2 separate regions of the Mus musculus genome follow, and region 2 is linked to region 1. A link is a loop called in an ENCODE intact Hi-C map of the cell type or tissue named here. Cell type or tissue: left cerebral cortex. All regions are shown on one strand. Region 1 has its middle 11 kb from the start of Mycl. Region 2 has its middle 25 kb from the start of Cap1.

The links. Hi-C counts contacts between places; a loop is a spot of excess contacts. Peaks named below come from ENCODE experiments on the same cell type or tissue, not always from the same donor. Only the 100,000 strongest peaks of a DNase experiment are listed, where the experiment ranks them.
Region 2: it touches region 1 in a loop (4-fold over the local background); 26 of 42 quality-filtered maps call a loop at or near these places.

The regions. Positions count from the first base shown.
Region 1 is chr4:122,984,022-122,986,521 of GRCm38, reverse strand. No RefSeq gene overlaps it. Among named protein-coding and RNA genes, the nearest start is that of Mycl, 11 kb to the left of the region's middle. In left cerebral cortex, a CTCF peak has its summit at 1,228 (motif pointing right); a DNase peak (open chromatin) is centred at 1,250.
Region 2 is chr4:122,909,633-122,912,132 of GRCm38, reverse strand. No RefSeq gene overlaps it. Among named protein-coding and RNA genes, the nearest start is that of Cap1, 25 kb to the right of the region's middle. In left cerebral cortex, a CTCF peak has its summit at 1,390 (motif pointing left); DNase peaks (open chromatin) are centred at 1,305 and 2,354; H3K4me3 peaks cover 301 bases; H3K27ac peaks cover 379 bases.

The sequences.
Region 1 (2,500 bases):
AGTGCATGTATGTGTGTGTGTGTGTGTGTGTGTGTGATGTTTGTGTATGTGTGTGAGTGATGTGTGTATGATGTATGTTTGTATGTGTGTGAGTGATGTGTGTATGATGTATGTTTGTATGTGTGTGAGCAATGTGTGTATGATGTATGTTTGTATGTGTGTGAGCGATGTGTGTATGATGTATGTTTGTATGTGTAAGTGTATGTATATGAGTGACGTGTGTACGTGTGTATGATTTGTATATGTATGTGTGTGTTTATCTGTGTATGTGTATAATTTGTGTATGTGTGTTTGTGTGTGTTTGTATGATGTGTATGTTGTATGTATGTGTGTGTGTTTGTATGATGTATGTGTATGATGTGTATGTGTGTATGTGTATGAGGCATGGCATGTGTATGGAGGTCAGAGATGACCTTGAGTGTCAGTTTTCACCTTCTGTCTTCTTTAAGATAGGGTCTCTTTGTTGCATATGATTGTATTTAACCCAGACTACCTACCTGGCCTTTGGGCTTCCAGGACTTCACTTCTTTCTACCTTCCTTCTCATTGTTGATGTTCTGGGAATACAGATACACGCTACTTTATGTGGGTTCCAGGGATCTGAATTCCTGACCTCACAATATGGTAAAAGCTTTATGCACTGAGCCATTTCTCCAGCTGATAAGAAATCCTGGAGATAATGCCATTCACAGAGATGGAATCCCAGGTGTGTAGTACTTCCAGACAATTGAGAAGCTATTGGTCTTCCTTCCTTCCCTTCTTCCTTCCTTCCTTCCTTCCTTCCTTCCTTCCTTCCTTCCTTCCTTCCTTTCTCCTCCCTCCCTCCCTCCCTCCCTCCCTCCCTCCCTCCCTCCCTCTCTCCTTCCTTCCTCCCTTCCTTCTTTCCTTTCTTCCTTCCTTCCTACTTTTTCCTAGACAGAGTTTCACTGTGTAGCCCTGGCTGTCCTGGAACACACTCTGTAGACCAGGCTGGCCTCGAACTTGCAGAGATCTGCCTGCCTCTGCCTCCTGAGTGCTAGGATTTAACGGTATGCACCACCACTGCCAGGCTATTGTCTTTCTTGAAAGGACTTTTTATGTGTATACATTCATGTGTAGAGATACATAAATAAGTCTATTTTTAAAAAAGGAACTCTTGACCACGTGTCACGTAAACCTCGAGACTGTACTGTGTTGTGCTCTGGGCACAGCTGCAGTTACTTGGAAATGATGATTCTGTCCACTAGAGGGAAACCCAGGCTCGAGAGATGGAGAAGCCACTCAATCCAATCCACAGCTGAGGACCTGAGTAATGATGTAAACCCAGTGTTGTGTGGGAGCTGGCTTGTACCGGCTTGATGAGAGACACTGGTTGCGTTTTCAGACCTCATGGGAGCGGGTTGTTAACCACAGTCATTAAAAATTAGGCTATACAAACTTGCACTTAAATCAACCAAATGAAAAATGACTGCAGGCAGGCATGGTGGCACATGCCTATAATCTCAGCCCTTGGGAGGAAGAAGATCCATAGTTCAAGACTGGCTCAGACCATGAGACCCTATCTCAAAATAAATGATAAAATGACTGCAAACATAATTTTTTCATTTCTTACTATATTTTACTGGTACCATCACTCTGTTACACAGGGGGTATTATAGAGAAGTATGCTATTGTCTATCTTTAAAACTGGTAACTTGAAGTTGGCCATGAAAGAATATTTACTTCAGGGAAACCTACACATGCTACAAACCAGGGTTCTTCACTCCTGATTCCTCTCCACCGTAGATTGCTTTAAATACCTGGTATAACATCCCTGCATCCCTGTTTAGGTCTTTTCCACCCAGATGTTGTACTGAGGGGCTGGGCTTTTCCAGTTCTGACCAGAGACACATTCAGAAATATCCCTGTGGAGGGACTGGTCCACGTTATCAGGCCCTGCTGTTGGGGGCCTCTTGGATGTGTCCACCACTGTGCTATTGTCCAAGCGTGGCCTGAAGGTGCTAGCTGCAGGCTCAGGCTCTGTAACAGCTGCAGCCTGCTCCAGAGACTCAGCATGCCTAGTGGTGAAGGGAGCATCACCATCTCTCTGCCTGCGATGGAACACAGTCTCTCACTGGCAGGGAGCTTCCTGAGGGTCAGGGTTAGCTAGTTTTACCTGTGTCTCCCCGCTGGCTTTAGAACACAGCAGTATAAGACACTGAAGTGGGAATGAAGCTTGTGATACCTGCTAGCAACATGATCAGAAAACAAGGTGAATTCTCACCATCTCACCTCTCTCCTTTTAAAATCGTGTGTGTGTGTGTGTGTGTGTGTGTGTGTGTGTGTGTGTGTGTGTGGTATGTGACTTGAGGAGGTCTCCTTCTGACATGTGAGATCCTGGACTGACTGAACTCGGGTGAACAGACTTGGAGACAGGCACCCTTTCCTGTTGAGTCATCTTTCCAACCCAGGTAAATACTTGTTTATCATCAGGTCTGGCTTCTGTGTATGCACAATGAGTTCATCCAAGCAAAGCTCTCATC
Region 2 (2,500 bases), 74 kb after region 1:
GGTGTGTGCATGGATGTCTGTGTGTGGGTGTGTATGTGCATAAGTCTGCAGGTAACTGTGGAGGTCAGAAGCATCAGATTCCCTTAGTTACAGAGATCTGACATGGGTGCTGGGAACTGAACTCCCAGACTTTGCAAGATCAGCGAGCACTCTTACCCGCTGAGCCATCTCTCCAGCCCCAGGAATTTCTTTTGATTATAAAACTGACCAGCTCAAATGCCCCAGTGTATGGGGTGTGAGTCTAAACAATTCAAATTTTCAACTCAGTCAAGGGGTGGACTCTATAATTACCAATGCAAAGAACATGTGGGCAGGTAAATTTTGTTCCTTTTCCGCTAATAAGTAGATATCTATGTCCTGTCAGTACCAAAACTAAGTCAGCCTAGCCAAATTCCACTTCCCCTGGAAGCTTTCTCAGACTTAAGAAAACAAACAAAACAAAGCAATCAATAGAAGTAAACTCAAGATTTCTTTATTTGTGGGTTAAACAATGATATTTGTCTCAAGGATCAAGTGTCTGCAGCTCTGAAAGAGAATCGTGTCCGGCAGACAGCAGTCTTCTATGTGCCTTTCCATTATTCAAATTAAAATAAACTAATTAATGTAATGATCTCCTGTGTAAGCAAAACAAAACAAAAAGTGCCCACTACCTTTTTCCAGCAAAAGACAGCACATGACAGTCACATCACTTCTTCTGTCCTTGGTTTCTCTTATTCACTCACTAACCATGAAATGAATGCCTCTGGGTCCCAGGTCACCCGAGCACAGTTGTGAGAGTGTCTTCCCTGATCGTACAGAGTTTTCATTCTACTCGGAAGATAGGAAAGTGAACACACAGTCTTCCAACGTCAGTGACCCTGCAGATTAGATAACCTGAAAACGTCATTGTTCTGAATGCTTAGCCACAATGGGTTAAAAAGCCAAGAGGTACAGAATTGATTCATAACACAGCGAAATCTCCAGGGTCCGGAGCGAGTGCGGCACTGAAATCCAGGGTGGTAAGTATGAGAGAACAGATAGCAATGCTATTCCAACATCTGGAAATATTCTGGCGTATACTTCAGGTGGGAGGACACTACACAAGGGTGTGGATATCAGGCGGGTGGGAATCGTTACGAGCTACTTTGATGGCTGAGTTCCACAGCCCACCTGGCAAAACACTAAACCAAATAAGGTGCTGGCCAGCCAATGGCCAGATGGCATGGACTGGGGATGGGAGGACCGAATTATGCCAGGGTGAGGGGTTAGAGAGATACCCCAATAGCCAAGAGTGCTTGTTGCTCTTCCAGAGGATCTAAGTAAGGTTCCTAGCACCCACACGAGGGGGAGAAGGGAGCTTTGCAACCACTTGTAACTCCAGCTCCAAGGGATCTGCTGCCCTCTTCTGGCCTGTATAAGCACTGCACATATGATAACAATTCCCCTTCGCTGGTATCGTATAATTTCAACAAAACAAACAAGCAAACAAAAACATAAAACGAAAATAAAGTCAGGTGTGGTGGCACACGTGTTTAATTCCAGTAATCTGGAGACAGAATCAGGAGGATCTCTGTGAGTTCAAGGCCAGTCTGGTCTACATACAAAGTTCCAGGCCAGCCCCTACCTCCACCAAAAAGACCCCCCCCCCATCCTTCCCAGGTCAAAACAAAAGAAAACAAATCCAAACTCCGAACTAAACAACCAACCAACCAACCATATGAAACCTACACATATTAGGGGTAAGACTGACTGTAAGTGGGGAGCATACCGTTTCTTTTATGTATCATTTTTTTTTGTAGAAGTGTAAGTTACATATAATACTATGCATAAAGTTATATATATATATATTTACAAGGCAGTTAGCTCGGTGGTGGACATCATTAATCCCAGCACTTGGGAGACAGAGGCAGGTGTATCTCTGAGTTTGAGGCCAGCCTGGTTTATGGAGCGAGCTCCAAAACAGTCAGGGCCACACAGAGAAACCCTGTCTCGAGGTCCCCTACCACTCCCCAAAAAGGTAATTATCCCTCTCTCATCTTAGAATTATGTGTGTTGTGTATAGTGTGTGTGTGTGTGTGTGTGTGTGTTGGTTAAATTTGTTGTCTGTCCACAGATTTCTAAGGAGGAGGATCATGATGGAACCCAGGGTGTGTGGGGATCGGGGATGGAGGAGGATCATGACGGGACCCAGGGTGTGTGGGGGTTGGGGATGGATGCCATTGCTGGACACGGGTTGTGTCTTTTTGGAAGGAGCTGAGTGTGTCTTTTGTTTGCCTTTGAAATAATCATATTATGTTAGACAGAAGCATTTTAAAACTTGTATATGGTATTTTAAAACGTGGGAAGATGTTGCTTGGCAACCCGCAGTTGGAATGCGGAGGACATCTGTTGTTTTCCTCTATCAGCGTTCTATCTCTTTCTTTTGGAGAAGGCCCTTCCCACACTGCACACTGTCTCCGTGGGGCTGTCAGTCACGGTTCAAAGCCCCTCTTGTCAGAGGATGACATCCCATCACAACAAA